Regions from separate parts of the Mus musculus genome. Here regions 2, 3 and 4 are each linked to region 1. A link is a loop called in an ENCODE intact Hi-C map of the cell type or tissue named here. Cell type or tissue: heart. All regions are shown on one strand.

What was found. A loop is a pair of places that touch in the nucleus more often than their neighbours do. Peaks named below come from ENCODE experiments on the same cell type or tissue, not always from the same donor. Only the 100,000 strongest peaks of a DNase experiment are listed, where the experiment ranks them.
Region 2: a loop joins it to region 1, with 3 times the contacts of the local background. A loop is called at or near these places in 15 of 42 quality-filtered maps.
Region 3: it touches region 1 in a loop (3-fold over the local background); 11 of 42 quality-filtered maps call a loop at or near these places.
Region 4: it touches region 1 in a loop (3-fold over the local background); 4 of 42 quality-filtered maps call a loop at or near these places.

What each region holds. Positions count from the first base shown.
Region 1 is chr7:120,830,732-120,838,731 of GRCm38, reverse strand. Gm5737 (predicted gene 5737) reads right to left here. Exons shown (of 12, transcript NM_001370881.1): 12 at 6,908-7,793. The coding sequence ends at 7,539. It overlaps n-TLtag1 (a tRNA gene), which reads left to right and starts at 3,172; the gene lies at 3,172-3,253. In heart, no CTCF peak of the experiment used is centred here; DNase peaks (open chromatin) are centred at 2,881, 3,101, 3,621, 7,831 and 1 weaker place; H3K4me3 peaks cover 3,307 bases; H3K27ac peaks cover 2,596 bases.
Region 2 is chr7:121,115,554-121,123,553 of GRCm38, reverse strand. It overlaps Otoa (otoancorin), which reads right to left. Exons shown (of 29, transcript NM_139310.2): 12 at 4,889-5,012; 13 at 1,471-1,686. Among named protein-coding and RNA genes, the nearest start is that of Otoa, 36 kb to the right of the region's middle. In heart, a CTCF peak has its summit at 3,110 (motif pointing right); a DNase peak (open chromatin) is centred at 3,233.
Region 3 is chr7:121,059,980-121,067,979 of GRCm38, reverse strand. All of the region lies in intron 4 of Mettl9 (methyltransferase like 9), which reads right to left. It overlaps Igsf6 (immunoglobulin superfamily, member 6), which reads left to right. Exons shown (of 6, transcript NM_030691.1): 4 at 352-399; 5 at 704-781; 6 at 2,463-3,913. The coding sequence ends at 2,519. Among named protein-coding and RNA genes, the nearest start is that of Igsf6, 11 kb to the left of the region's middle. In heart, a CTCF peak has its summit at 3,429; no DNase peak of the experiment used is centred here.
Region 4 is chr7:120,977,769-120,985,768 of GRCm38, reverse strand. It overlaps Cdr2 (cerebellar degeneration-related 2), which reads left to right and starts at 3,457. Exons shown (of 5, transcript NM_007672.2): 1 at 3,457-3,792. The coding sequence starts at 3,717. Mfsd13b (major facilitator superfamily domain containing 13B) reads right to left here and starts at 3,260. Exons shown (of 8, transcript NM_001374644.1): 1 at 3,039-3,260; 2 at 604-765. In heart, no CTCF peak of the experiment used is centred here; DNase peaks (open chromatin) are centred at 3,358 and 3,998; H3K4me3 peaks cover 3,895 bases; H3K27ac peaks cover 3,727 bases.

The DNA of each region.
Region 1 (8,000 bases):
TGTGTGTGTGTGTGTGTGTGTGTGTGTGTGTGTGTGTGTGTATGCTCAGAGTTATTCTGGGGAGACAGCCTACATAAAGAGAACTCCGTGTCCTTCCTGTGACTGCAGAAAAGGGTGATCTTCCAGGAGGGCAGGCCAGGGCCTGCCCATGTCCAGACAATAATTCTATTAGCTCTTAGGATGGGCAGGTCTGGGCAGAAGTGTTTGCCTCTGCCTTTGAGTTCAAATGGCAATGGAATTCAGATCATGTGACCTTCACCAAGAATAAAACATCAGGGCACGTGTGTTATAGCTTATCGCGTAGATCAATAGTGTGTTTAATCTGTAGGAGACCCTGATCTTGATCTCTAGCACTCCAGTGCATACACACACACACACACACACACACACACACACACAGACAGACACTTAAAAGAAGAAAAACCGTTTTTGTTTTTGTTTTTTTCCAATCAGTATTCTTTTGGTCAATTTTGTCCTCAGTCCTGAAGATATGGCATTGGGTAACTAAGAAACTATCATTTGTTTTCTCCTGGTAGAGGCTTATCAAGTCCCTTCATGGGCAAGGGTAGAGAAGATATTCACAGGATCCCATAGAACCTTGGTGACGATCTTGAGGTATAGGCGGCAAAGGATTGCTCAGGTCCCTGGGATGGGCATCCTCGCGGTGCCTGCCCTGGATTGCCAGGTTTGATCTTTGAATGACTCACTCACTGGTTAGGAGCAGATGCCGTTCTTGCAGAAAATCATAGTTCACTTCCTCCATCCACATCAGGTAGCTTACAACTGCCTATGACCCCAGCTATAGGGGAATCCAATGCCTGCTTCTGGACTCTGCAGACACCTTCATTCACACACACAAAATCACACAGAGACCCAGCAACACATATAATTAAAAGCAATTAAGCAGGTAGTGGGAGCACATAACCTTTAACCCCAGCATTTAGGGGCAGATCTCTGAGTTCAAGGCCAGCCTACTCTACAGCGCAAGTTTCAAGAAAACTAGGGCAGCACAAAGAACCTTGTCTTAAACAAACAAACACAACAAAAAACTTTTTCAGGGTCTGGGGAGATGGCTCAGTCAGTAAAGTACTTGTCTTACAAAGTTAGGGGCCCAAGATCCCCTGCACTCTTGTTAACAAGCCAGACATCAAGGCAGCTGAGTGTAATCCTAGTGGTGGAGGTATGGAGAAAGGGGGATCCCTGGAGCTCAGTTAGTCTTGTCCAGGTTCAGCAGGGAGGCTCTGTCTCAACCAAAGAGTGATAGAGGAAGACACATAGGCACATGCACACGAGCACACACACACACACACTCTCTCTCTCTCTCTCTCTCTCACACACACACACACACACACACACACACACACACACACACACACACAGAGAGAGAGAGAGGACTTTACTCTCTGATAGGACCAGACCGATGTCTGACACTTATGGGTCAATGAGATTGTGGATGGAATGAGAAAAGCAAATTCTCACAACAAATGCTGTGGGGTGGGTACTACCGTTGCTGCAACATTGTAGCAAATTTCCTAGGTTACTGAAGCTATTGAGCCAGTGGCCCCCAAACCCGTGGGGTTCCTATACTGTATTGGCTTAACCAATTACTACGAACTGAGTAACTCCAATCATTCTGGAGAACAGAATTCCTACAATCAAGGAGTCAGACCCCTCCTATTTTCTTTGGAAGTTCCAGGGGAGAATGGGTTGTCAGGTGCTGGGGAGAGGGCTCAGTGGGTGAAGGGACTTGCGGTTAAGCCTGCCATCTGAGGCTGATTTCAAAGGGAATCCATGAGGTGGGAGGAAACAGCAGCTCCTCCAAGTTATCTGATCTCTCCATGAATACTGGTGTGCCCCCTCCCGGGGAAATAAACACACAAAGCTTAGAAAAGGTTACCTGCATTCCTTGATTCGCCTCTTCATCTCTCAGCCTCCTCATAGCTCCATCTTCTTATCTCCTGTGGGTTCTCACCTCTTCTAAGGGACACTTGGAAAAATCTAGGCTAGTCTTCCTATCCTTAAGTTTTTGAGACAACTTCAATAACAGGTCATGTAGCCTTTAATTAGGGATATAGCGGAGGCTGACCTTGAACTCCTGATCCTCCTGCCTCCATCTAAGCCGCGCGCAAATCTACTCTCGCTGCTCGTGAAGCTCTGTTATCCATTCATCCATTCATAGCTGACCCCCCCGCCCCCCGAAAAAAGGTTTCCTTTTGTCACATAAGACAATATGAACCGTCTGGGGATTTGGGTCTGAACACCGCTGTTGGGTTGGTGGCGTGGGAGTCTTTGGTTAGCATAGCCACTCACCTTTTATTGTAGTTTTGTTTGCTATCTTCCCTAAACGTTGCAAGAAAATGGATGACCCTAGTTAAGTATAAAATCTGCAAAAAGGAAACTGGAAGGATTTAAAACTGCTTTTAAAAGAATCAAACTTGGGAATGAATATCAGAAGAGAAGAAAAAAATAACCTATATTTTTGTTTCAAGAATTTCAAGTCGATCTTCAAAATTCTGAACGGTAGAAACGCAAGGTTTGCTAGGCGGTACTCTGTAATTGTATTTTCCTGAAAACAACGTAAATAGTCTGCATTGGAGTGGGGCTTGAGAGGCGGGAGGACGCTAGCTTGGCGAGGTACCTGACACACACTGACAGGTCTTTTTCCCACTCCGTAAAATGTGATAATAAAAGCGAAGGAGCCCACATCAACAAAAGATCCGTGACAACATTCCAAGACACCCTGGACACCACGCGGCCATGAGCCAGGAGGTTACAGACTGAAGTGGTTCGGCGCAAACCCGGTTCCCGAGTGACTGCCCCGCCCAGGCGAGCCCGCCTGGAGGACGCGGCGGCGCAGCACTGCCCCCAGGTGGCTGTAGGCAGCATCACGTCCTCGGAAAATGCAAAACTCAAATTCTCTCACTTTAGGATCAGGCGTTTTCATGGTTGACACTCAGGGACTGTCCTGTCCTTTCCTTTTTAGTGGTGCATTCTTGCTTGATGGCCGTGTTGGAAACCAGGGCGCTGGGAAACCAGAGGCGGATGTCCCTACATACTGAAAGGCTGGATTCATTTTGGGCATGCGGGAACGCCCAGAGGCGGAGCTTGCAAAATGCAGCTCACTGCGTCATCACACTAATATACTCTGAATGGCCTATCTTACAAATGGGAGGTAGCGTGGCCGAGTGGTCTAAGGCGCTGGATTTAGGCTCCAGTCATTTCGATGGCGTGGGTTCGAATCCCACCGCTGCCACATCCCTAAGTTTTAAATTTTTAATTTATTTTTGCATGCTTTCGGTTTTGTCTTCTTTTCTTCAATCTTTCTGAAGCTCATTTTAAAAAAACACAAGGAAGGAAAGAAAGAAACGAACGAAACTGGTCTCTTTCTCTAGCCTGGTACACAAACACGTGTCATGACCACTAATTTTCTTCCCTGAAAAACAAAACACAAAACAAAATAAAATCCCATCCCTTTTCAGGGCAATGGGTCCCAGACAGCTCGCAAATTCCCAACAGGCGCTCTGGGTCTTAGTTCACATTTCTGAGATCTCTGCCGACGGCAAAGGATATGAGCTAGAGAGGGTCCCTTCCTGGTTCTGACACTCATAAGTCTCTGTTGGTGGAAAAGACGTCAGGTGACTGCGAAGGGCTGGGTTGCTGGGCGGAGTCTTACGTAGAAAGGCGTTCTTGAGGTCTCAGCTTTCTTCATTCTTTCACATGGTCTCTAGGCTTGGTTTAGTGTCCCCTCGATGCTTATTTATCCACAACTATGAAAGCGCTACTTTGTGCCAGAAAAGAACTCAGCTCACTGAGAGGTTTCAGGAGTGAGCAAGACAGGTCAGGATTCAGAGACACTATTATTTCATCAATTACACTTGACTCCATGACAGCCAGATCTACACAGGAAAACCCTGCCTTGTTTTTGTTTTTGCTTTTGTTTTTTTGTTTTTTTAAAAGGGTGAAAGAAGGGTGGACAGCTCACTACACATTTTTATTCTGAAGAGGGGCAAATAAGCGGAATGATAGTGGAAGACTTACATAGGTCCGCTCTCGCTTGATCTCTCTCTCTCTCTCTCTCTTCTCCCCCCCTCTCTCCTCCCCCCTCTCCTTTCGTCACTGCTGCTGAAAGTAGAACTCAGGGCATCCTCGGATAGCACTCCTCCCCTGAGCCACACCCTTAACCTTAGAGAAGATAGACTTCCACCTCCAACCGTGTCTGTGTGGAGGTCAGAGAACAATTTGCAAGAGTCTGTTCTCTCCTTCTACAGTGTGGGATTGTAGATCCTAGGAATTGAATACAGGACATTCATCAGGTTTGGTGGCAAGCACCATCCTCAGCTTGGGAAGACATAAAGTGACTTTGAAAATCTCTTAGCTGGCTAGCATTGGTCCACAGTTGGAGATGGCTTTTAATAGAACGCTTATAAACCAGTCTCACTGGTTGCCCTATTCGGATAAACTATGTCATTGGTTTATAGTGGCCTTTCTTCTGCATCTGCATCAATGCTTCCTCCTTTAGTTTCTTTAAATGAGCCAACCCTTCCTGTGTGAATCTCACAGGGGCTGGTAATTAGGGTAGCATCGGAATCCTTCAGGGATTTGTGTGTTGGGTGGGGGTACCGTATCCTTTCCCACCCGATAAAGAGAGGACAGAAGAATTCTTGAGCTGGCGATCTATGCTGCTACGTAGTGCTCAGGCCTTAGTCTTGTTGCTTTGAGGGGGAAGAGACGGAGAAACCCAGAAAATAAGTAAATTGATTCTTGGCTAGACAATAATGTGAACATGTAAGGCTGCCCTAAAAACATATTTCTCAGGAAGAGAAGGTTGAAAGAGGGAGTTTAGAGAAGGGGGGGGGCATTTGGATGATAAAAATTTATCAGTGAAGGAAGTTCAACTGCCAGTTGTGAAGGTTAGAGTTGATGGTCAATTAGACAGGATCTGCAAGCACTGGCAGGCACACCTGTCAGGGGTTAGGTTAGATTAAGGTAGTCTCTAGGCCTGTTGATGGATTATGTGACAGAGCTCCTCCAGGAGGTTGAGGTGGGAACCCATTCTAATAGTGGGCAGTACCATCTCAGAACTTGGGTAAACATGACAGTCTCTTTTCTTTCTGACTACAGACACAATGTGACCAGCTGCTTCATGTTCCAGACGCTAACTTTGCTCACACAATGGACGTATGAACTATGAGGCAAGATAAACCCTTTCTTAAGTTGCTAGTGTCAGGGTTTTGTTTGTTTTTCCCAAACAGGGTTTCTCTGTTGTAGCCTTGGTGGTCCTGCACCTCACTCTGTAGACCAGGCTGGCCTTGAACTCAGAGATCTGCTTACCTTTGCCTCCAAGTGCTAGAATAAAAGTCACTACCCAGCTCGCCCAAGTATTTCATCATAGCATCAGGAGAAGGAAGTATGATGGCCAACCTCGGACAGCCTGAGATTTGTAGGTATGGGATAAGGAAGTAGAGCCCAGAGTTCAACCCCAAACCCTGGAACAGAATTAGGCTGCAATAGACATAAACCATGTGTTACATTTCCCACTGGACCTTGGGAAGTTCTTCCAAATGATCTCAGCTACAGAGCAGAAGCCCTCACCTTCTGATATTTCAAGTTAGTGATGGCCTCCAATTCCTTATCTTTACATTGACGGTAACAAACCCTACTGTAAGTGTGGCTCTAATAATGGAATAAGGCTATACAAATGCAAGCTCCTGCCAGCGTTGGGCACTAAACAGATAGAAATGATTACCACTGGTCTTTAAAACAAAAACAAACAAAGAAACAAAGAACCAAGTAGACACTGGAGAGATGGCTCAGGGGTTAAGAGCACAAACTGCCATTCCAGAGGTCCTGAGTTCAATCAACTCCCAGCAACCACAGGGTGGTTCATAACCATCCTGTCATGTGGGATTCAATGCCCTCCTCTGGTGTGTCTGAAGACAGCTACAGTGTACTTATACAAATAAATAAGTCTTTTTAAAAAGTAGACACACGCACAAAATTCTAACTACTGTATTTTAAAACTCCTACACAGTTTTTCTAATTTGCCTGACCGGGACACGTGCTATGAGGAACACCACACCACCTATGAAGGTTGACTCATACCTTCTCTTTCCTCCACTGCAGCCTGGTAGTTACTTTGTTCTCTGCTAGGGTCCGTGGTGTTTATTCAGTTAACGCCACGTGCGTACCAGATGATAGATACCCGTGGATCTGCTTACACACTGTTATTTTTGGGATCCACAGTCCACATCACAATGGCAGGGAGGTACAGTCTCTGTTGAGAGCAGATCTGTGGACTCAAAGTCTTAAAGATGATGGTGAGGAGCACTACTCATCAAGAGATACAAATGATACTAAAATATGGAGGCTGGGAAGTGGCTCAGTGGGCAAAGTGCCTGTCACACAAGGATGGGGACTTGACTTCCATTTATAGTGCCCGCATAAAATGCTGGGTGAGGTGGCATATACTTGTAACCCCAGAGCTGAGAAGTCAGAGGCAGGTGGATCCCTAAGGCTTCTTGCCTACCCTACCCATTCCAAATTCTAAACTCTAAACCAGTCTGGAAAAATAAGGTAAGACAGCTTCAGGAATGACATCCTCTGATACCACATACAAATACACACAAACATAAAATATGATCAGCCAAACTCTTATTTTGTCTGTTATATTGGTACTTTTTAAATGAGACATTCAAATTTCTTTTTTTTTAAAGATTTGTTTATTTTATGTATATATGAGTACACTCTAGCTGTGCAGATGGTTGTGAGCCACCATGTAGTTGCTGGGATTTGAACTCAGGATATTTGGAAGAGTAGTCAGTGCTCTCAACCGCTGAACCGCTGAACCATCTCTCCAGCCCTCAAATTTCTTTTACAAACTTTTTTTCTCCATTGCGTCCTCTGGACCTGAAACGTTTTACTGTGCTTAGTCGGTTCCACTCGTTAAATGAGAACCAAAAGTTACTAAGTTGGGCTTGGGTATCCTTTCCCAGCTAGTCAACACATAGATAGGTGTCAGGATAAACTCAAAGAAGCCGTGGCAGGGAGAAGGTCCTTGAAGGAGGCAGAAGACAGGTCCAATTCCACAGACTCCACCAACCAGAACTCACGCATTTAGACCAACCGTGAAGGCAGGGCTAAGGCTTATCCCAACAGAAGCGACCTCACTGGGGTTTCAGCGTAGAGATGGAGGCAGAAAGGGGTGAAGTCAGATCAGGGAAGAATCTGGAAGAATAGGAAGGAGAGGGCTAGACTGGGTAGGACTGGAAATGGCTGGGAAGGGGAAGCAGGCTGAGGCTGGGACCTCATCAACCGCCTCGCCTAGCCTCGGGAAAAGAGTAACACACAGGATCAAGGAGCCAAGAGCCGGGAAACCCAAATGTGCAGACGAATAGAAGCCAAGAGAGCGAAGCAGAGGCGTGGCCAGGAATCGGGGCGGAGTCAAGAGGCAGGGGCGGGCCTAAACCGGGAGGTCAAGCCAGGTAGAAAGATAGCGAGCTACTACGTGGGCGAGGTCGTGGTCGTGGTCGTGGTCGGGCTCAGAGCCTTTCCACCACCGCCTGCAAAGGCTGCAGCCCTAGGAAGTACAGGGCCAGGCCGAGCAGGGCGAACAGTAGCAGCAGCATGAGCAGCAGCCGCAGGAGCGTCAGCACGATGCAACAGCGGGGCTGCGGGGTCGTGGCCTGCACATATCGCTCCACTGCGTCGGCGAAGCTGAACTTGTCCGGCGCATAACCAAGTTGAGTGCGGGCCTTGGCAATCTGGAAAGTGTGCGTCACGGCCACGCTGAGCACCTATGGGAGAGGCGGAGCAGCAGAGGGCTGGGCTAGTGGGAGAGCATCCTGTGCCTTGTTGACCAAAAGGATAAGGAAAGGGCAGACTGCCTTTCCGTCACACTGGGGTTTAAAGACCAGCTGCTGCGTCTGGTTCCTGATGCCTTCCTGAGGGGGAGGCTTCCTTTCTGAGATCTTTTTCTTGGAGGGCGCAGCCTCCTCGATGAC
Region 2 (8,000 bases), 280 kb before region 1:
CTCTTCCCTGTGCTCAGTCACCTCCTTGTGGACTACTCAGGTAATCTGCACCAGTTTCGGAGGAGAGGAGCTATTCTTAGCCATTTTACAAACAGGGGGACTTGAGCAAAGGGAAAGTAAGCAATTGCCTCATGTCACACAAGTAGATGACAGAGCAGAGATTCAAATGCCAGTCGTGTTCTCAACACATCCTCTGTATAGTTGTTTCTACTGTGCGTGCACATAGCTGACTGTTGCAGACAGAATGCTTGTGTCCTCCCCAACATTCATATGCTGAATCTTAACCCCTATGTGATACTGTTAGGTTGTAATGAGGTCATGAGATACCTTGGCTAGTTTTATGCAGACTAGAGACATCTGGCTAGATGGTTGAAGCTAGAAAATGCCTCAGTTGGCCTCCATTCAAGCCTGTCTGGTGTGAGGGTTGTTTTTGGTTTGGGGGTTTGTTTGTTTGTTTGTTTGTTTGTTTGTTTGTTTTAGACAGAGTTTCTCTATGTAGCTGTAGCTGTCCTGGAACTTGCTCTGTGAACCAGGCTGGCCTCGAACTCCACCTGCCTCTGCCCCGCAAGTACTGAGATTAAAGTCATGGGCCACCACTGCCCGGCCTATCTGGTGTTTTCTTGATTGATGATGGATGTGGGAGGGCCCAAGCCACTCCCTTATAGGAAGATGGCCCTGAGCTATGTAAGAAAGCAGGATGATTAAGCTATGAGGAGCAAGCCAGTGAGAAGCATTCTTCAATAGATTCTACTTCAGTTCCTGTGTCCAGGTTCCTGTCCTGGCTTCCCCTAATGTTACCCAAAAGCCAGATAAACCCTTCCCTCCTGAGTTGCTTCTGGTGGTGTGCTTTAGCACAGGAATAGAAACCCGAGGTCATGAGATAATTAGAGTTAGACAGGACCCTGAACTGACAGAAGTAATGCCTTTACCAAAAGAGAAACAAGAACAGGGAGATGGCTCTCAGTAGACACAGGGCTTTCTGCACAAGCATGAGGACCCTAATTTGGGTCCCAAGCACCCACATAAAAAGAATTTGGGGTGGGAGGCCGAGACAGGTGTATCCTTCAGGCTTGTTGTCTGGCCAGTCTAGCTAAAATGGCCAGCTCTGAGTTCAACGAGAGATCCTGTCTTGATAAAACAAAGTAGAGACATGCTTGACAAACACATCTCAACCTCCCTCTGGCTACCACATATCTGCACAAATGAGCACACATGTACACACCAAGAGACAGAGAGACACAGACAGAAAAACAGATGAAGTTTGCTGTCATGGAGTTCCCATAAATCCATAGAAAGATGGCTGTGGTCCACAGCCAAAACAACAGGCTTCGAAATGAAACCACACTAAACTGTGAGGGGAAAATCTCTGTTATTTAAACCACTAACTCCATGTTATTTTGCTATACAGCAACCCAGTTAACATTACACTGGCCCTCAGACACTCCAGGAAAGTTGAAAGTTCCAGCTGACCTTTTCCTGAGCCAAATATTTGGCAGACAAGATGACAATCTGGCTTCTGCCCCAGCCTGTAACCTGGTTGAGGGTAGAGATGGCGCTGTGCACTGCATCGGAGGAGAGGGATTCCAGCTGACTGCTGGTCAGACCTACAACTGCATCTGACAGAGAGCCTAGGGTCTCGTTGAGGGTCTGGTTCTCTGTAGCAATGTCCAAGAGGTTGGCCTTGAGCTGGAAGGATAAGGAACTGGCATGAGCCTTGAAAGAAAGTAAGGCAGGAGCTCCCTCCAACCACCTCCTGGGTATAAGGACTCCATACTGCCCTCCCTAGACATGGGCCCAGGGATTGCAAAGCACGGTATTCTTGGTCATGGTCAGACAGTGACGGCCCCCTTGGGAACGCGTCCTCCAGGCCTGGCTTTCATGTGCTGAAAATTCACTTTGAGTTTCATTTAAATATTAATGTGTTGTTCAATCAACCTTCAAGCATGGCAGGAAGAATTTTATTCCCTTGTGACTATGCCGCATTTTGTAGCAGTCTATTTTCCTGTTGTGATCTTGAACTCTATATCCATATATTTGGTTGCTTTCCTTTTGTGAACTATCCAGGGGCCTTTTCATGTTAATATGTAATCTGCATAAGAAATAATTCTCAGCAGTACAAGAAAGATAAAGTGAAAATCCAAACTCATGAAAGTAACTATGGAAATGATCAAATGAGCACAGGGCTCAGTCATAGAACACTTTCCAAAGGAGAGAAGGAAAAAGGGAAGGAAGGAAGGAAGGAAGGAAGGAAGGAAGGAAGGAAGGAAGGAAGGAAGGAAGGAAGAAGGAAAGAGGAAGGAAGGAAGGAAGGAAGGAAGGAAGGAAAAAAGGAAGGAAAGAAGGAAGGAAAGAAGGAAAAAAGGAAGGAAAGAAGGAAAAAAGGAAGGAAGAAGGAAGGAGGAAGGAAGGAAGGGAGGGAGGGAGGAAGGAAGGAAGGAAGGGAGGAAGAAAATGAGGGAGGGATGGAGGGAGTGGAGGGAGGGAGGGAGGGGGTGGTGTATATCTTCCCAACTGGCTATATGTCGTTAGAAATATACAGTATGAAGTTCTTACAGATTTATAATGTGAACTACTTAATGCTTTATACTTTCACTTAAATCACATCTTGTACATTTCTGTGTGTTTCTAAAACTGTCTTAAAAAATTATTTTTGTTGTGATATACTTTCCTAATTACAGTCAAGAATTCCCATCTGATTCTGGTAAGGAAGGTAATATATATACTCACCGACTGTATCATAGCCTCTGTACAAAAAATAAAAACAAAAAACTGAGAGGCCAGGGAGATGGTTCAGCAGGTGGAGTTACTTGGCTACCAAGCCTCGTGACCTCAGCGGGATCCAAGACCCCACACAGCGGATTAAAAAGAACTGACTCTCAAGTGATGCTCTCTGGCCTCCATAGGCTTCATGTGCACACATATGCACACATAAACATGCACACACACATAAACATGCACACCAACACACACACACAATAAAGAATTACGTAAAAATAAATAATAAATAACGTTTAAAATGGCCTAATGTTTATGCTGTAACACATAAATTTGTGTAAACATTCATTTCAGGCACACATAACGTTACTTTCACATATGCAATCTCAAAGTTGCCACTGGGGGGCAGCAAAGCTAAGTGGAAGAATTGGTTTCAGGCTCTCTTCCGCAGGCTCCCTTCCCCAGTGTTGTTCCCATGGCACAGAAGGAAGTGAGAACTAGGGTGGTGGCTCTCATCCCCTGCTTACTCGCAGCACATGATGACTGAAATACACAATCCCAGGTCACGAGGGATCTGAGCTGGTAGCACAGAACCCAGTGAAGGCCATGGACTGAACCCACTGAGCACTCAAGTCTGAGAACTGCTGAGCTCTGCATCCCTAACCGGTTTCCCAGGAACCAGAAGATGCCCCCCCCCCAACCTCCACCCCGACCCATGTTTTCCTTGAACACAAAAATAGGCCTTGACAAATAAATGACTGTGGTGGGAGACATCAAATACAGCAAGGTGTTTGGAATTCTGTGTGAAAAACTGCTGTGGAATCACTGGTGGCTTTACCAAGATTTTCTTTTACTAACATTCTAATATTATGATTCGAATTTATAAATTAAAAAAAAAAATGATCTGAGCCGAGTGTGGTGGCGCACATCTTTAATCCCAGCACTCAGGAGGCAGAGGCAGGTGGATTTCTGAGTTCGAGACCAGCCTGGTCTACAGAGTGAGTTCCAGGACAGCCAGGGCTACACAGAGAAACCCTGACTCGAAAAACCAAAAAAAGATCTGAAACGTGAATGAGAAAAAAATAGAAATAAAAAGGCTAGGTACAGTAACACGTGCTTGAAGTCCCAGCACTCAGGTGACTGAGGCAGGAGGATTGCAAACTAGAAGCCAGCCAGGGGTGTATAACCAAACTTTACTCAAAAACTAAAATAGACGGAGAGAGAAAGGGATGGAGGCAGCCATCTGTATTTGCTAATTTGACCAGAAACAAGTCTAGGAGCTCAGTAGATAACAGACACTCACCCAGGGCTCCTCCCATCCTTCCCATGCTGGGATCAGCTGAAGACCTTCCCTTTTACATCCATCCATCCATCCATTCATTCACATCCATCCATTCATTCACCAAGAGCTGGGTCGCTCATGTGCCATGGCCCATAAGCACAGTCAGGGGACCACTTTCAGAAGCCAGCTCTCTCCTGCTACCATGTGCTTCTGGGGGTCAGATTTGGGTTGTCAGCTTGGCCCCTGCCTTGGTGACTGGTTGTTTTGTTTGGTTGGTTGGTTGTTTTTTGTTTGGGTTTTTTTTTTTTTTTTTTTGCCCCTTCAATTCAATTTATGAAAAAAAAAATCTACCATTGAGCTACATCTCGTGTGTGTGTGTGTGTGTGTGTGTGTGTGTGTGTGTGTGTAGACAGATGATAGATAGATAGATAGATAGATAGATAGATAGATAGATAGATAGATAGAAGGCCTTATTCAGGCTGACCCTGAATTTGTGACCCTCCTGTTTCATTGGTGCCTGTGGTGGAGTCTGGCAGAGCCTTTACTCCTGAGGAGTCTGTCCTTCAGCCACTTGTCAGCACTGCTGGCCTTACCCCAAACCCCTGAGCAGATCGCCCTTAGGATCCATCACCAGGCTGTGCTCATACAGATGCTAAGACTCTCCGACCACTTTCCTACCACTCATTTCAACTAGCCCTAGCTGTTTTGATTGTGTTTCAACACACCCATGTTTTGTCTACACTGCTTTTCATAATTCCCCCCTATGCTCCTCTCCTCCAGGATTGGGGACAACATCTGCCAGGATTGAAGTGCTTAATAACATGTTCTCAAAATCCAGGCCACGTGAGGGATCTGAGGCCGAGGACCCAGCGACCCGCATCTCATCCGTACCTTCTGGACGCCAGCCTGGAAGCCCCGGAGGCGGCTGCACTTGAGCATCTGGTGGAGAAGGACTTGGGCCAGGGTGGCATCCAGCAGCTCCAAACCATCATAGAAACAAACCAACAGCCCCAACCTGTGTGGGAAGATGAGAAAGGCTGGTGGGGTTGCTCAGAGCCCCACAACCCTTCCCTGCAATCCAGACATGAACACCACGACAGCACAGTAGCCAGCACTCACCCACTTCATCCTGCACCACCTACCTGGATCATCAGCTCTCAACAAACAAAACCGTTTTCATTTGAAAGCAATTAATAATATGGGTTGAGTGTGGAATGTCACCCCCAGGCTCATGTGTCTGAACACCTGATTCCCCAGCTGGTGGCAACCATGGCTACAGGAGGCGGCTCCCTAGGAGCAGACATCTGGGGGGTATACCCTGGTCTTGCTTCTGGTCTTGTTTTCAGTTTCCTGGTTGGTCAAACTGTAAGGACCTGTACCCTCACGCCCCACCACCACCGCCGTGCTTTCCTCTGAAACCGTGCATCAAGTGCATCAGAGTAAAACTCTCCTTGAAGTTGCTTCTGTCATAGGTTTTATCACAACAACAAGAAAAATAACTAATGTAGCCCTTTGTTCACAGAGACCAGAGAAGTCAGAGGACTTACCCAAAAGCAAGTGCTAGAGCTGCAACTTAAATCTAAACCCATCCCACTAAGCCACCTCGTCTCCTAGGAGGGGAAATTCAGGGAGAGGGGGATACTAAAATCCTCTCATTTCCACGTGGAAATATAGGGTGAATGATAGCTCTCTTCCCAGGATTCCTTGCCCCCATCCACCAAGATGGCCCTAAGACTTCAGAAGAAAAAATATGGCAGAATAATGAGGGAGCAGAGGAACTCTGCCGAGCTATAAGCAATATATCTAGTGGTTGAGAACATAGACTTAGGCCAACTGGAGTTTGAAGGCCGTTTCTGTGAGATGTTTGCCTCTGAATTACTCGACTCCTCTTCATACAGCAGTGCAGTGCATGCTGTGGGCTACAGTGCGGGATGAGCCTGCCTCTCTCAACTGTTAGGAACTAGGATCACTTTATTCATCATGGTGCATCATGGGAAATGTGACGGTGAAGGAATGAGAGTGACTGAGAATGAGGGTGACAGGCAGAGCCAGGGATGAGTCTTCCCAGTGGATACTAAGCACACACTCACTAGTGAATGTTCTTAGGGATCATATGAAGACTATCCAGTTCAACAGGCCAGACAAGCTGGTTGACCGCAAGCAGCCTGGTTCATTCCTCTCAGAACCAACACTGACATATTCAGACATGGACACAGGATATCATTAAGCCATAGAAAGGTGGGGTGGTGGTTATCAAGGACTCAGGGGAGGAATGTCAACAGATATAAATGTTCAGTTAGGTAAGAAGGGTAAGTTCTGGAGACCACAGTGACTATAGTTAACAAAGAGCTCAGAGTAGATTACACATTCTCCAGGCATACAAACACACATATGTATACAAGGTAATGGGTGTGTTAGTTACTCACTTTAGCCATCCTACAATCTAGACATGTTATGGGATTTTTTTTTTTTTTAGTCATGGGGCGGGGCATGTGTGTGCATGGTTTGCTCACATGTGTGTGATGTAAGTGTCACAGAATGAGAAGGTTGGAGCACAACCTCTAGGGCTAACACCCTGCCACCTTGTTAAAGACAGGGTCTCTCTGCTTGCTCACAGATGAATGTGCCAGACTCATCAGCTCACAGGCTTCTGAGGAGTCTCCAGTCTCCGCCTCCCCATCTCTCCATAGAGGAGCTAGTGTTAGACACTCACACTCTATGTCCAGCTTCTATGTGGGCGCTGGGATTGGAATACAGGTTTTCACCCTTGCATAGCTAGTGTCTTTACCTACTGAGCCATCTCTCTAACCTTGTAGTTTCAGTCTTGAATGTCTTTCAAGAAGTTCACATGCTGCTGGTCCTCTGCATAGCAGTGTTCAGAGGTAGAATCTTTGGGAAGGAGATTAAACCACAAGGGTTTGAGTCCCCTCTGCATGTCAGCCCATTGTGACACCTTCATGGGTATGGGAGGTAGAGAAGACATCAGGAGGCAGGGCCTTGCTGGAAGTAAGTAGGTAACTGGAAGGACATATTTTGTCCTGATACATTCATTCTCCACCTCACCTCTCTGCTTCCTTGGAGCCATGAGGTGAGCACCTTTGCTCTGTCACTTGCTCCCACTGCAACATGTCAATGTGTCACCTCCACCAAGCCTAAAAGCTACAGGGCCAAGCAACCATAGACTGAATCCTCCACAAGACAGCATGAACCTTTGCTGCATTCAGTTTGTTCTCTCAAATATTTTGTCACAGGGACAAAAATTAATTAGCACTATATACTATACGCCATAAATAAACACAGCTCAATTTGCAAAACAATTTTAGGAAAAAATGCCATTTATTGAGCACATGATATGTGTCAGAGAAGAGTCCTGGAAAGGCAGGGTGATTCCTGTCTCCCATTTTACATATGGGTAAAGAAAGGCACAGGAAGGTGATGAGATGTGGCCAAGCTCACAACTCACAAGTAGCAGAGCTAGAATTAAGCCCAAGAAGCTATCTCCATCCATGTCCTTATTTAGCAGGTCCTATTTATTGCCTGGTATATAATTTATTTAATTAGCAGGCATGTGGAATAGTAAGGCAGGATCCTGGCTGCTGAGTGAAAATTTATTATAGATGGGAAAGAAAGACTGTGACATAGTTCCAAATTAACACACATTCTAGAAGTATTCATCTGAAAGATTTTAAGGTAAGATGAGATGTGACAGCCAAGACCCTGAGAGGACAGACAGATATGACATGCTGGTTAAGGTCTTTGTCAACTCAACACAAACTTGGTGTAATTGCAGAAGAGAAAACCTCAATTGAGAAATGCCTCCATCAGATGGGCCTGTGGGCAAGTCTGTGGGGCATTTTCTTGATTAATGTTTGATGTGGGAGGGTCCAACCTACTATGAGATGTACCAACCCTGGCAGATGGTCCTGAGTTCTAAAAGGAAACAGGCTGAGCAAGCCATAGGGAGCAAGCCAGTAAGCAGCAGTACTCCATGTCTCTGTGTCAG
Region 3 (8,000 bases), 230 kb before region 1:
AGGAAAACTGAAGGACAATCTTTAAGAGCAGAAATAGTTAATGAGAAGTTAACTAGAAGTTGCCTTAAAAATATTTAAAACTACATGTATCTCGAAAAACAAAACAAAACACTAAATGTACCAAAAGAGTATCTTTGGTCTGTATATATATTAGAAAGTTGGGGTATAAATATTTATTAAAATTTGTTCATATGCTATAACAAACATCCATTTAAGGTGTTAAATTCATTTGTTAATTAAAAGCACCTAAAACGTTATGAGAGTTACCTAATGTGTGTCAAACACTGTGCCAGCTTAGTCCTCTTTCAGCTCAGATCACAAAATGCTCACAGATTTTCTTATTCTTGGCAGTCAAAATCTAACGGTCCAAGAAGCAGAGAAACCAAAGGCTCAAAAAAGGTACTGTGAGTTCTTGCTTGTTTATACTGTGATAGGCAGGATCCAGTTCAATGGTAAACTGTGTTAAGAAGCCCAGAGAACAGCACAGTAAGAACGTCCACCCTCGAGGCTCCTGTTCCCGGTTAGGGACGCTCAACCATCCTCTGGGCAGGAAGCTGCCATCTTAACCTGACAGTTCTCAGCCCTAAGTTCTGCTAAGTGTCCTGAGCTAAGAAGCTAACTAAGGGTCCCATTGCTGAATCCCCTGCAACCAAGATAGAACTCATGCTCCTGAAAGACAAATGCTTCCTTTTTGATTTTGCAGAAGAGTGCTCGGCGTATCTTTCAGGAAATTGCTCAAGAATTATACCATAAGAGATATGTGGAAACAAGTCATCTACCTGTAAGTATTGAACAGCATCGATCACTGAAAAGAGCATGCAGCCAGCAAGCTACCAATAATCAAGTTGTCCTCTAATAGACTCTTTCTCAAAGTGTGTTTACCAGAAAGTGTGTTTACTAGAACAGCAGTTTTGCCAAAAGCATGACAAAGGACACTTGATACAATGTTCAACAGTTAGTAATGTGGAAATAGCGTTTTCAATACAGGAGAGGGGCTCTCAGACTAAGAACCACTTGTTAGCAGTGAGGGAAAAATAAAGTTGCCAGTGTTACAAAAGCAGCATCTTGCTAGCTTTGGGGCTGGGTAAGCTTCCCACAGTGACTCTCAGCCATAGTCAGGGTTCCCCAGGGCATGCTACTTTAAGAAGACCTGTTCCACAACGCATGGTAGGAATGCTAAGCCTTCTACGACAATGGGCACAGAGAACTGAGGACTAGGACAGAGGTAAATACAACAGGATGATGACTTTAAAGTGTGACTTTCTTTGTCCTTTTTTTAAGCGGGTGGATAATGGGGAGAGTTATCTAATTTGTAAGGCTTTTCACAAGCCAGGGACTTAGCTCAGTGGAAGACCACCTGCCCAATATTCAGTAAGGCCCTGGGATCCATCCCCAGATTCAGTTTTTAAAACTAAAATCTAACCTTTGTTTTTTAACCAAGAGAGAATATCATCCACATATTAAATTCATCCTCCTGTGATATATATGAAAAAAAAAGCATAAAGACAAAAAACTACCTATTCACAATTTTTCCTATTGAAGCTAGAGCGTATTATTTCTTCGAAACAGGGTCTCCCTGTATAGTCCTAGCTGGCTGGGAACTTGCTATGTAGACCAGGCTGGCCTGAAACTCACAAAGACACGCTTGCCTCTGACTCTTAGGAGCTTTTTCAACAAAAATAAGTTGTCTGAAGCAAAACTAGAACTTAGAGCTTTAAAGTTCCTAGTAAAAGATTTGACAATAACATCAAGACCTATTCTATTTTAGTTCCCATATACTACCCTAAAGGAAGCAAAAATAGAGCCAGGTACATAGGCACACACCTTTGATTCCAGCACTTGGGAGGCAGAGGCAGGCACATCTCTGAAAAAAATGAGGCCAACCTCATCTAGATGAGGCAACTTGCAAGCTAGCCAGGCTCATGTAGTGAGACAATGACTTTTAAAAAGGAAGAATGGTAACCAGACTTTTACAGTAACTGGAAGGGTCAGGCGTGAGGATCATCACCCCAGCACTTGGGAGGCTAAGGCAGAATTACCAGCTTTAGCCAGCTTGGGCCCTATTTCAGAAACAAACAAAATCAAGATGAGCATGGTACATGTACTTACTGGGTGAAAGCAGAGGGTCTAAAGCTAGATGTGGTCCTGAGCAACCCAGTGAGTTCAAAGGGGGCTACATGATATTCTGTGTCAAAAGACCACACAACACTGAAACAAAGAGTGGGAGTGCATGCAGAGGCTTACACAAAACTGGAAATTCAAACAGAAAAAAAGTGATTACACACACACAAGCACATACATGCTCCAGCACGCATGTGTGTGCACGCACACACATAAAACACACAAAAATGATTCCAAGTATACACAAGACCAAAACTTCACAGTTACAAAGTAGCTCCTATGGAGCTATGGGATGATCCCACTGGTAACATAACCTCACACAGCTTCGTTTACTCTCACAGGAGCAAGAGGGCACTGATGAAAACAGAAAAGCACTCCCCAACCCTGGAAGAGCATAGATGTGCTTGCTTTTTACTTAAGCCACTGACAGTGCAACTCCAGAATCTACGGCAATGTGAATGGACATACAGCAATCAAGACAACATCAAAGAGAGCTGGGGTATAGCTCAGCTGGCAGAGTGCTTGCCTAGTAGGCACAAAGCCCTAGCTTTGATCCCCAGCACCACATAAACTCATCAAAGTGAAACAAGCCTGTATTCCCAACATTGTGAAGTATAAAGAGTCAGAAGTTCAAGGTCATCCCTGAGTATAGGATTAACCTGAAGTCAGAGACACATCATCTTGTCTCAAAAGCAACCGTGACCACCAAAAGAAAAGGACAGGACAAGTGGGAAAACAGCCGGCCTCGCCAGACGGCAGAGCATAAGTAGCTGTCACTAATTGTAGCTACAGAATATGAAAACCTCAAGAAAACTCAACTGGAGGACCTTTTTTCTAATTTTCCAAGAATAGTCTAAAAAGCCCCACTTTGAAGAAAAAACTTCATCTTAACAGTTTTTAAAAACTGTTACCATGTTTATGTTGTCAGTCTACCCAACATACTAGATGTGTGATAGGCATTAACTGAGAGAAGGCTTCAAGTTAAACCACAGATCTCAGTTCTGAGGGGAAATAAATACTTTCCTGAGTTGTAAAAATGATGAAACAATTAGAATCAAGTGAGAAGGGCAAAAGGAGTAAGGAGAAGAGCAATTTCTGAGTAAGAGAAACTCATTGTGAACAGTATCTTGGAACAAAAGTGATTTCTTCTGATACTGTAACGGAGCAGTGGGCAGTGAACATTCTCCAGCTGAGGTATAGGAAACAACTTGGGTTGTACCACCAACAAAACAATACTACAAGAGACCAGAGGACGACTATAAACAGGAAACCCAAAGCCTATCAGAAATGCCTCAGGAATGCAGACAACTGACTCTAGATGTCAGTGTGGTACCAAAGAACTGCAGCCCTAGTGAGCTTGAAAGGAGGGTCGGATACAACAAGGGCCTCACTATCTCACTAAGGTGACCTGAGCCAGGCATGCTGGCACACACCTTTAATCCTAACACTAAGGAGGCAGAGGCAGGTGAATTTCTGAGTTCAAGGCCAGCCTGATCTATAGATCGAGTTCCAGGACAGCCAGGGCTGTTAACAGAAAAACACTGTCTCAGAAAAAAAGGGAGTGGGGGCTTGACATGGATTGTTCTTTGAATATAAGTACCAACAAGGACACACTGCTCACTAACTTGATCACAGGTCTAGTACAGTTGCTTCTAAACAGGTACTAAATATAAATGGCACACACTCTTAAACATCACACACTGTGATACACACATACACACACACACACACACACACACACAGGTTTGAAATTTACATACACAAAAGGAATAAAATAATGGCATACACAGTAGTGTGTTTTGGTCAGATGGTTTGTTGTTTGAATTTTTATTTTATTTTTTATTCATGTGTGTGCATTTTTCTGGGTCTGTGTACAAGTGTCCACAGAAAGTCACAAAAGCCAAAAGAGGACATCAGATTCTCTGAAGCCGGATGACAGGTCGTTGTGATCTGTCCAGTGTGGGTGATGAGAAGGAACAGCGCTCTTAGCCAGAGTCATCTCTCCAGTTCCCCTCCCTCCCTTTCAACACATGTGCTCATGGAGACTATGAACGCACTATCTTTTTGCTCCATACTCCAAAATGAACCTCCTATGAATGAACCCCAAGAGGCAAATCCCCTAACTTTGAAACTACCAGCTTAGGCAAAATAAATGAACTTTTGAACCACATGGCAGAAAGGAGCAAGCACTAACTCCATCTAGGTGAGCAGAGTACTGGGTACCATTTGTTTCTGTTAGTGGCTGTGCTCTGGGATTGTTCCCAGGACACAAGTCTCTAATGTATTGGGATTGAATTTTAATGTGTTTCCCAAAGAGTAAATGTTAAAGATGGATTTTAAAATGAAACTTGGAAGGTATTTTCAGAGGAAGGACCTCTTACCTCTGACATCACATTCAAGAGGACTCAATGCTCACTGAGCACTTGGCAAGGCCTGTCTTTGGCTTACAATGAACCTGCCCTATCCTAACCCCACCAGGTATACATCTTCATGCTTTTACATACATTCTTGTGTAAGCTTGCAAGATACTATAAAGACACAGGTTAAGAGAATGAGCAAGGTCCTGAGTTTAACCCCAGAACTGTAAAAACAAGACAAGTACAACAGCTCAGAGACTGCACACAAAGCCTGCCCTGAGTCCCAAGTAATGATCTTCCCTTCTCTGTCCCCACAGTACTTTGCCTTATCTTTTATTACATTGTACCAACATTGCCTGTAACAGCTACAATCTGTACTAGAACCACAACTAGAAGCTTAGGGCTCACTTATCTGTTTATTTCTAGTGCCTGGCTCTTCCCAACACATAGTAGGCCTTCAAATACCTTTGTATGAATACAACTGAACAATAAATCTATTTTAAAATTTCTTACATTTCAACTGAGATGAGAAATAGCCCCTACACACATACTGAGCCTTCTCCAGACTACTGGCTAAATCCTTTCTTATTCTCTGGGCATCCAGAAAATGTTCCCTACTAAAGAATAAACTGTAACCTCCACTAAGACTGGAATCTTTCAGGCTGCCTGTAGTTTCTCACAACCACTAATGAGGAAATGATGACGAGACACAATTAGGGGGCTGCTGTTGCTATGACAAAGTATTGTAGAAACAGCAGAAATGTCTTTTTCACAGTTCTGGAGGCTGAAGTGGAATCAGAATGCCACAGGGGGATTCTAACTAGGCACCTCCTCCAAACTGCTGAAGGTGGAGTGCAGGCTCTGGAACCTCTAGCAAAGCAGACAGCCCTCATGAACCCATCACCTCCCAAAGGGCCTGCCTCCTAGACCCAGCACAATGGTGGGAGGCATAATACAGAAGAGGCGAATGGACCCAGAAGTCTTCTATCTATGTCCTCTACCTTGATTTGCCTGCCATGACATGCCAATAGGGTTTTCAAAATAATTCATTCCTTTTTCACGTTTGTAAAGAACCTCAAACCTGTGACCAATAGCAATATAGCTGTGCAGTCACACACACCCACAGAGAGTACACTCTGAGACAGTTAAAGGGCAGAATGAAGCCTCTGGATTCTGACCACGTTTGTTACGAGTTTAAGGCAGACTAAAAGACAATCTTGAATACTTCTGTCTGAGAAGCTGTGAACAAGTATAACCAATAGTCACAAATAAAAACAGTGAAAGAATAAGGTAAACTAGAATAAATCTAGCATGAATCAAATAGCAAAATCCATACCCATACAGTTGGCCACTGTTCAATACATGACTTAACCCTCATAACAAACTCCAAGGTGGGTATTAGCCACTCTGGGCAGGTAAAATGCTCAGATTAATGAGAAGCCATGCTAACCAATATTTCAAACTTAAACAGGGTTTAGCCCTCTGACACTAAGCACCTTCCACAAAACTGACTGAGTCCTACTTCTATCTGCCTGAGAGTTTTAGACTAAATGTCTAGCCAGGCATAGTGGGTAAGCCTATAAATCCTTGCATTCAGGAGGCAGAGGTAGGAAAACAAACATAAATTTGAGGCCAACCCAAGCTACATGACAAGTTCCAGACCAACCAAGACTACATAGTAGGACACTAAAACAATAACAACAACAGCAATAATCTAATTTAATCAGAACAGGACCTTATAAATGATAAGATAGTTGCTAACAGGCTATTCCTCAAAACACAGGCCTAAATAGTTTCAAAGAATAATTCTATCAATAATTATTCAAAGAATAAAATAGAGAATCACATTCCCAATTATTTTCTATAAAATCAGCAAGACAATGATATAAAACCAGAATACCATAGAGGTCAGCTACAGGCAATCACTTTATCAATAATATAAATGTTATCTATGAGGTACTGTGGTCACCTCTTTAATCTTAGTTCCTCAGGTTAAGGCAGGATATCCTGAGTTCAAGGGCAGCCTGAACAACCTAGTGAGACTCTAACTCAAGTAAAAGTGAAGGGGCGTGTGGCGTGACCAGAAAGATGTTAGGAGTTGTTACTGCTCTGACAGGGATTTTGTTCTCAGCACCCATGTAACTCCCATGTAACACCCATGTAACACCCATGTAACTCCCATGTAACTCCCATGTAACACCCATGTAACTCCCATGTAACTCCCATGTAACACCCATGTAACTCCCATGTAACTCCCATGTAACTCCCATGTAACACCCATGTAACTCCCATGTAACTCCAGCTCCTTGGGAATATTTGGCTTCTGTACAAACCTGCACTCATACACCCCAATGCTTGTACATAAATCAATTTTTAAAACTTAGGGGCCAGCAATATGGCTCAGAAGGTAAAGGTGCTTTGGCCAAGCTTGAAGACCTCAATTCCTGGGACCCACACGGTGAAGGGAAACACCAGGTCCCACAAGCTGTCCTCCCAACACATACAAACAAACACACTTAAAAAAATTTAAAGGGCTGAGGATATACTTCAGTAAAGAGCACTGTGTAACACATATGCGACTATGAGTCTAATCCCTAGCACTGCAAAAAAAAAGGTAATGTTAACACTCAAGAACTCAAGACACTTTCACTTAGAATGTCACAGATTCAATCCAGTGCTGCACTGAGTGGAGATGGGAGAAGACCAGGAGTGCCAGCGTGGCACCGCCAGTCAGACGAGGGTGTCTTCTGTGTGATCATCTCAGAGATGCTCAGCACTCAGATATAAAATTCAATACTAAACTCTTAAGAAAATGGAATTTGCAAAAAGAGTATCAACCAAGCAGCAATCTAAAGCAGTAACAATCCTATTTAACAGCTCACTCCCTGCATCCACTCCAAGAAACAATCAGGTGCCATGAGTCAGTCGAGAAAGGCATCTAAGGTACTTACTCCTAATGGCGTCTACCTGCATACAGGTAGAGAAACATTCGAAGCATGTTTAAGGTGACCTAAAATCACAAAGGGTCTAAGAGTAAGAGAAGATTTTTCATTACATACCCTTTTGCAAGCAGCCCAAACAATTTTTACCATGAGTGACTTTTGCATAAAATTATGATTTTAACAAATTAATCATGATTAAAGTTTCAACTGTACAACATAATTCTCCTTAATTACAACCTGTTCTCTAACTAGGTCTCACCTGGTAACCAACCCTTAAGGAAGCCTAGGTGAGGGAACCAAGTAAACAGATCAAAAAGAAACATATCAGTCTGCTTTTTCTAAGTTAGCCTAAACAACAAAATTAGAGTTACATGCATGACACTGATTGCCCCCCCCAAAAAAAACCCCAATAAGAGTAATCACTTCACCTATAATTGCTTTTTGTTAAATAATTAACTAGGCCAAGCAGGCTAAGCGCACTGTGTGCCTTCAAGTGTCCAGTCCTCAGTTTCCATGGAGATCATCAGGACCTCATCAGGCTAAGCCTGGAAGACAGGAGCAGTAACAGCACCAACAGTGC
Region 4 (8,000 bases), 150 kb before region 1:
ATTTCAGGAAAAGTGTCTAAACTCTTTACTTATACATACTGAGGAAATAACATCTTCCTAATTCTCCACAAAAAAGACACAGCAGTATTTTCCTTTCGATTACTTCCATCCTAGTCAAGGTTTATCTCATTGTCACTTTGCATCTTTTAAAAGCTGCTATTACTATCTTTAAAAATTATTTTAAATCCCTTTAAATGATTTTTAATGTAAGATGAAGAGAATGTTTCATCTTTACAGCCAAAAGCAAAGGATTTCAGAAGCCAACCTGACTTTACCACAAAGCGTTTTATAGAAAAGAGATAAAAAAGCATTGGAATGAGCCCAGGGCTGGTGGTGCACACCTTTGATCCCATCGCTCAGGAGGCAGAGGCAAGCAGATCTCTGAGTTTTGAGACCAACCTGGCCTACAGAACGAGTTCCAGGACAGCCAGGGCTACATGGAGAAACCCTGTCTTGAAAAACAAACAAACAAACAAACAAAAAACAACAACAAAACAATAGAACACAGTCATGATAAGGTTGGATGAATACACTATATACTGGTAAATTAGGCAAACTCTGAAACCCTCTGTTTAGCCTCAACTTGCATAGTTATTCACCAACCTGCTTCTAAGCCAATGGTTATCATCACTGCAGCTGCCATTTATGATTGCCTCATGGAGACACTTCCAAGGCAGAGCTTTTTGCTTGCAAGGTCTTTCTCAGTACAGTTTTTGTTGAGGGTTTTGCAGAACATACACAAAAAATGGTCTCTGAAAATAGCATCTGTAAATATGAACCCATAGACCCACCCCCCCAAAAATGAATAAAATCTGTAGGGTGTGTTATTTTTTTCTTTGAAAACGGTTAAAGAACATTCCCATGCACCCCAAATTTGGAATTGAGATGGGGCTGTCCTGGTCTTTGAGACCAGTGACTGAGGTCAGACGCATGACTCCAGGCTTCAGCGGCTACACACCTGCAAGTCCTAAATTGAATTGTCTTACTTTCCACAGCGTTCTGTGTGACTACAGTAATTGGTTCTACATTGCTTCATTTTGTGTCTGGGCTGAGATATTGACATTTCTGGAAGAAGAAGCTTTACCAGCAACCTTGGTTCTTGTTTTTAAAACATAGCAACAAAAAGCTGACTAGGGACATCTTGCCTCTTGGTGTACTTGTACTCAGAAGGAACTTGTGAGGTGACAGTCTGTTACTCTTACTACTTGTTTTAAGTTACACTTGATCCTTGTGTTGGGGGGGGGGGGTTTTGTATGTGACAAGGTACATGTGGAGAACCTGTGGGAGTCACTTCCAGCCTTGCACTATGTGGGTTGCTGCCATCAACTCAGCTTGTCAGGCAAGGATGCAAGCACCTTTAGCCACTGAACTATCTGGCCTGTTCTATTTTGATTGGCTTCTGCTTCCTAGTCAGGGTCTTGCAATGTAGCACAGGTGGTATCAACCTCACATGCCTCCTGTCTCCACATCCCCAGTGCTGAGGGCACCACTATACCTGGCTAATATTACTTTGTTACATTTTTGGTTGGCATTCCTCATAAGGAAATTTTTTTTCTCATTTATATCACCATGGATTCATCATTAACAAACTGCAATCTGTTGCTATTACTACTTATTTTGATACTCATGGGCTGGGGACAGTGGCTTGGAACTTCTCCTTGCATGTGAGTGGGCCCTTGGTAGTACCACGGGAGAACAGGAAAAAGAAAAAGGAAGAGGGAGGCAAAAAGAGAAGGAAGTGTATTATTTTGATGCTGTTATTTTTTAACAGTCCCTTCACAATAAGTGTTAGAAACAACACAGCTTTCTTGGGCACAGTTTCTTTGATTCTCATAGCTCTTTGAGCAAAGAGGTCATTTCTCCCCTAAGTGGTGAGCTAACGCCTGCTTTGCTAGTACAAACTGTGGATAGACAATTAGATTTCTAACCCTAGGTTCTTGGTACCTTAAGGTCTATTAAGGAGTCTTTCTTAAGGAATGAAGAGGAAAATCTCGCCAGAACAACATTCCTGTAGGGACAGGGTTTGATGGTTGTGTGCCTTCTATCCCAGCACTCTGGAGGCAGAGCCAGCCTAATCTACATAGTGTGCTAGGCAAAGCTGGGGCTGCACAGTGAGACTCTGTACAAACAACAAACCAACCTCACAATGGGGAGGCTTTCTTGACCTTCACAAGACCATGTTCCCAGGAACAGGTGCATGTTACACTGATCTGAAAAGGAGCATCTTAGGACCCACAAGAATGATGGAGAGTGGCACGCCTAAGGCATCGTTAGCACTGAAAAAAGAAATTAGGGTGAAGTATTCCTTCCTCCAAATTACCCGAGATCTCAGAGAAATAAAAGTATCTCTGAGGATTTGTAGCTTCTTCCTAGCAATTTCTCCTGTTTTAAGCCATAGTAATCTGAGTACACTATTTTAAGGCCACAACTGGTGCTTTTTTTGGATAAGGCAAACTTTCAACTGCTTTCCACTTTAGTTCGGGTGACACTCCGGATCTGTGTGAAGGAGTTAACTTCAGGAGGTTTCTACCAAATCACTACTGCCAAACCTGAGTAATTACTCCCCTCCCCCCCTCAGTTGTCACAGTTCTTCTCCCGTCCTCTGTAGATGCTATCAGTTATAACATCCCCTCCCCCCCTCAGTTGTCACAGTTCTTCTCCCGTCCTCTGTAGATGCTATCAGTTATAACATCCCAAACATCTGCGCCGACCTTTCTGCCCTCTGAGAGTTTCCCTAAGTGAGGTACCCAAATATATTAAAAGTTTAACCCAAGAAACAGTAGTTACGGCTGTGTTAACAAGCTGACGCCGGCAAGCTGGCCACCAAGTGCAATGCCTGATCTTAGGTATTTATCCTGGGCTCTATGAACCTTTAAGAAATTCTATGCAAAACTGTGGCAACTTTTCTCAGGGGAGGCGGCTTCCACTGGCCAGCCCGGGACTCTGGAGTGTGAAGTGGGGTTGGTGACTGCCCTTTTAGGAGTTCATAGCCAGGCCCCTGGAAGGCCAGGGCTCCAAGATTGAGGAGCAGCTCTCACTCAGTAGCGTTCTCTCGGCTTTAACTTCCCGACGGACCATGAGTCTCCCTCCGAGCATCACCGAGGGCAGAGCCAAGGAGAGTTGGCCCGCATCCGAAACCCTCGGGTGGGAAGATGATGACCCGTGCCCAGAATTAGTAGTCCTCGGCACCCGGTGTTCGCCAAAGCCACCTCCACACTCCGGAACTGGAGTGCACTCAACTGAGGAGACGCGACGCAGACAAAAGAGGAGGGGCTGCCGACCGCACCCTCTTCGTCTTTCCCCGCCTCCTTTGTTCCTTCCTAAGCTATTATTGGCTGATGGTCCTCGGACCCGCGACCTTTTTTGATATTCTATTGGCTGAAGTCGCTGTCACTCTATAGGCGGCTCATTCGTGATTGGTCAAGGTGCCTCCCGGGTTTGAATCGTCTCCCCGGCTTTGGGAGGGTTCTGCCAAAGTGCCACGTTGGGCCGGGCAGCAGGCGTGAGGAGCCGGCTCCCGGCGCCACCCGGGGCGCGCTCGCTAGGGCGCCGGCCTTTGGGCGGCGCGGGATAGCGGCGAGAGCTGCTGCGGGACCTGCGTGTCCCGCCCCAGGGTGGCTCTGGCTGAGGGCGGCGGGGCCGGGGGAGAGCCCGGGGCAGCGGCCGAAACGGCAGGGCGGCGGCAGAGCCCGCTGCCCCCGGACGTCCCCGGCGACATGCTGGCAGATAACCTAGTGGAGGAGTTCGAGATGGAGGATGAGCCGTGGTACGACCACCGGGACCTCCAGCAAGGTGAGGGCGAGGTCGCCGGTCGGGAGGGGGGGGCGGGATTGTTGGGGTGGGAGTCCGGGGGTGGCAGGTGTGGAAAGTGCTAGAAAGTTCCTTAGGCTGGAGGTTTGGGATGCCGCGGCCCGGTGCTTCTTGCCCTCACCTGGCAACGGATCCGCCCATCCCGACCGCAGAGAGCAAGCGCGCGCGGCCCACGGCCCTGCGGGTGCGCCACACAGGCTGATGCTCGGTGCTTTAAGAAAGCGCTTGCCGGGTATGAGCGGATGGACCTCTGAGGTGGGCAGGAGTGGACCAGCTTGTCCTGCTCTAGAGGCGAGCTGCTGGCCTGGGTCCGGGTCGTGCTGCCCTGCCTGCCCCACATCGCCTTTCATGGTCCGCAGAGTCTGCAAAGCCGCTGCAGGTGGTGGGAGGGCAGTGCTGCTGTGCGGTACCCGCGCCATCTCTCTGTGAGAGTAAATTTTTTTTTTTTTGTCCCGTTTTCCAGAAAGCAGAGGCTAAAAGATTTAGGTGGATTCCCTAAAGCCGAGTATGAGGAGCCTGTAGACACTGTTCAGTTTCTTAGCATCCCAGTTTACAGCTTACTCAGTTGGGTATTAAACTGTTTTGTTTTGTGTTTTAATTTATTACTTAGCCATCGTTCATCGGGGGCTAAATGAAATTATTCGAGGGCAGCTCTTATCATGCGCTTATCTTTCTTTCGGGTTTTCAATTAAAAATAATCCTGCCTTGGTTTTCTTGCATCGGGGCATCTCCAGAGACAATCTCAAGAGTGCCCCCAGTCTGAAGCCAGTGGCCCATTTTCTTGTACATTCATAGCAGGATTTTGTGTTTGGGGACACTGATAGGCCGGCCCTCAACACCCTGGTAGGCTCCTTTAATTCTCCCAATAGCATAAGGTGCTGCAGTAGGTACCTCTGGCTGAAGAAGATACTGTTGGGGAGACTAGGTATTCACGGCAGACCCCAGAGTAGACATTGTTAACCACCATGCTGAGGGATCCGCAGGAATCCTTTGTGCTATTCTGTATAATGATCTCCACTCCAAACTTTTTGGGAAAATTAATATCTCTTTTGAGTTGGCTACTAAACACCGCCTCTTGTTCACAATTCAACTGAATCTGATGGGGGAAAAATTCGGGCTTGAATGATCCATACTTAGAAAAAGAAAACAGGTAGCTCTTTGGAGAGATGCTAATTTGTTTTTTGTTTTTTTGTTTTTTTTTTTGTTTTTGTTTTTTTGGTTTTTTTAATCCTGTCTGTCTTGATTTCTTAATGTGAAATGACCTAAGCCCACATAGATCCCTGTACTGCTATAATTGAAGCTGACTAGCAGTTACAATGCCGATTTGCCATCACATTTCTCCATGTCCACAAGACAAATTTGTTAGACATTTAGCCTACTTGAGATTTGCCCCATAAGGATTGATGACCTACTTTGATACTTGAGGACTGAAGCAACCATCGTGCGATTGCTTCTATGAAAGCAATTCATATAATCCAAGCAAGAGTTTTTTCTTTGCCATATTTAAGAAGAATCCAAAACCTTCAAGGACTGGCCAGTCTCCCATGTCTAACATCATATATAACACATCATAATAGAAACTTAATTTAGTATTTGTTGACCTGAACTGAGGCTCTCACACAAGATTAACGTTTTCAGCTCTCCTCAATCCAGAGCCCTAGTCTACCCAACAGCCAAACCCCCGTCTCCAGGAGGTTATCAGGAACCAGCAGTTGTACTATCTCGGTCTACTGAGTGGTAAACAAAATACGTTTGGTGCTATGTGTGGCACTCTTAACTTCTGATCCAGATGAAGGTGTCACATCTTCAAGTCTAACAAACCCTAACCTCTGGGCTAATTTACTGTTGATTTCCATTTGGAACTTCTTCTCTACTTTCCAGAGGCTTTCATAGCTGTTATCACAGTGGACTTTGCCATGGCTTCTGCATCATAAGTAGCCATATAAAGTACAAATGGAAGATATGAAATCCTGCTAGCTCATTAATATGCCCATGAAAGAATGATGGCTGCTCTTTTGAGCATCTTTTCCCCATTTTGTTGACTTACATGTTAAATGGTTTGGTGTGCTGGGATTGACCCTAGGCCCTCCGTGCGTGCCACGTAAGCAGTGTACCCCAGAGCCAGCCTAGAAGAACTACCTTTGAACAGAGTTTACAGTTGTTTCTCAAGAACATACTGGCTTTTTTCTAACCTAGGTATTAATGTAGGCAGTGGCACCACTTGTAGCCAGCTATTAGGGAGGCAGGACTCCCACTCAATGGGATGCTGTTCATGAATCTACTCATAGAGACATCTGGAGATGCGAGTAAATAAATGGGACACCTTCAGCACTTGCTGCTAAGGAGTTTGCGAACAGCTCTGTCTCTGTGTAGATTAAGGAACTCTAGTCGGATTTTATCATGTGTTCTTTATGATCTTCTTTATTAACTTATGTAGATTTGTATTAGATAGATGGCCTAAAATAAAATGCTTTACAAAAATAGTGAGACTTGTTTAAGACTAAACAAGCCTCCCACAATAGGCTGGGCCCTCCCACATCAGTCACTGATTAAGAAAAAACCCTATGGGCTAATGTACAACCCAGTCATGTAGAGATAGTTTCTCAATTTTGGCGCTCTCCTCTCTGATGATAGTACTATATTGTGTATCAAATTGACACAAAACCAGCCCGGGTGTATATGGAAGCCAGAGGAAGACTTGTGTGGGTCGGTTCTCGTTCCTCCATGTGGTCCTGGCAGCTGAACTCAGGTTATCAGGCATAATGGCCAGTGCTCTTACCCACTCACTGAACCCAGGTCTTTTTGTTTGTTTGTTTTGTTTTGTTTTGTTTTGTTTTGAGACAGGGTTTCTCTGTGTAGCCCTGGCTGGCCTGGAACTCACTTTGTAGACCAGGCTGACCTCAAACTCAGAAATCTGCCTGCCTCTGCCTCCCAAGCGCTGGAATTAAAGATTTCCTTATTTTACTCTTTATGTATGTGTTTTGCCTGCATGTATATCCGTGTCCCACTGGAGTTGTAGGCAAGTAATCCACCATGTGGGTGGGAACTGAGCCCAGGTTCTCTACAAGAGCAGCCAGTGCACTTAACCTGAGCCATCTCTCCAGCCCTATGGCTTGCTTCATAAAACAACTTACCAAAAGGAGAAAAAAAAAAAAAAACCCACAAATCCAGCTGAGCATAGTGGCAGGTGTGGTGGTACACACCTTTCCAGGTGGATCTGAATTCAAGGGCAGCCTGGCCTACACTGGAAGCTCTAGGCTAGCCCAGGTTATATAGTGAGAACATGTCTTTAAAAAGGTGGGGGGGGGGGGACTCTAAAGCTTTAAGAGTTTTACATTCTTTTCATCTAGTAGTAGTTGCCGTTATTTAAATGGACAAACTGTGTTAAATGTTAGGGCCTTCCTTTCTAGTCAGAGTAACAAAGCCATTCTTACCTCAGTCAGCTCTGGTCTCTTGTTAGGTGTAAAGCCACAAAGAGGTGGAGAGGCTTTGGTGAGGAGCCGTTTGTTAGAGGACTGAGTTGGCACGCTAAGAATACTGACAGTAATCTCTGGGCACAGTCTTTTCTGGGACAGCAGGAGCCTTCTATGTAGGTAATGATGGCGCTTGCTTTGAAGTGTGCCCCCAAGAACAAGGTGGAAGAGCTTCAAAGACCGGCTTTCCTTCAGACCCGCTGCCGGTGCAGTTGTCACTGGCAGAGGGAGCTTTGCAACCTTTGGGACAAGGGTTTGCGTCACAGGTGTATGGATCACCAAATGAAGTGGGAGTTTAAAGGAATACTGAAAGCCCTTTGCGAGCTGAGTAGGTCTTTCTAAGTTTCACATGAGCTCATCCCTGAATTTCTAATGTGCACTTAATCGCTGAATCATTGTTTAGAGGGTCATTAAAACTGACACTGTTGGTTTTTGTATGTGTGTGTATGTTTATGTTGAGGTTGTGTGTGTCTGTGTTCTCAATTAGAGTAATGTTGGCACCAGACATTGACTACGAATGTCACCGGATGACGCATTTGTCTTTGTAATAGGAAAAGCTTTCAGCTTTCAGCCTTCTTGAATTACTGCTGCAGATTACAATTAATAGAAGACTATCCTCAGCGTTTTTAGTTGTTCATGTTTAAGAAACAAGTAAAATAGTAAAATAAAAAGACTGTAATACATTCTGGAAGAAAGATCTTTTAAAAAAAATAGCAG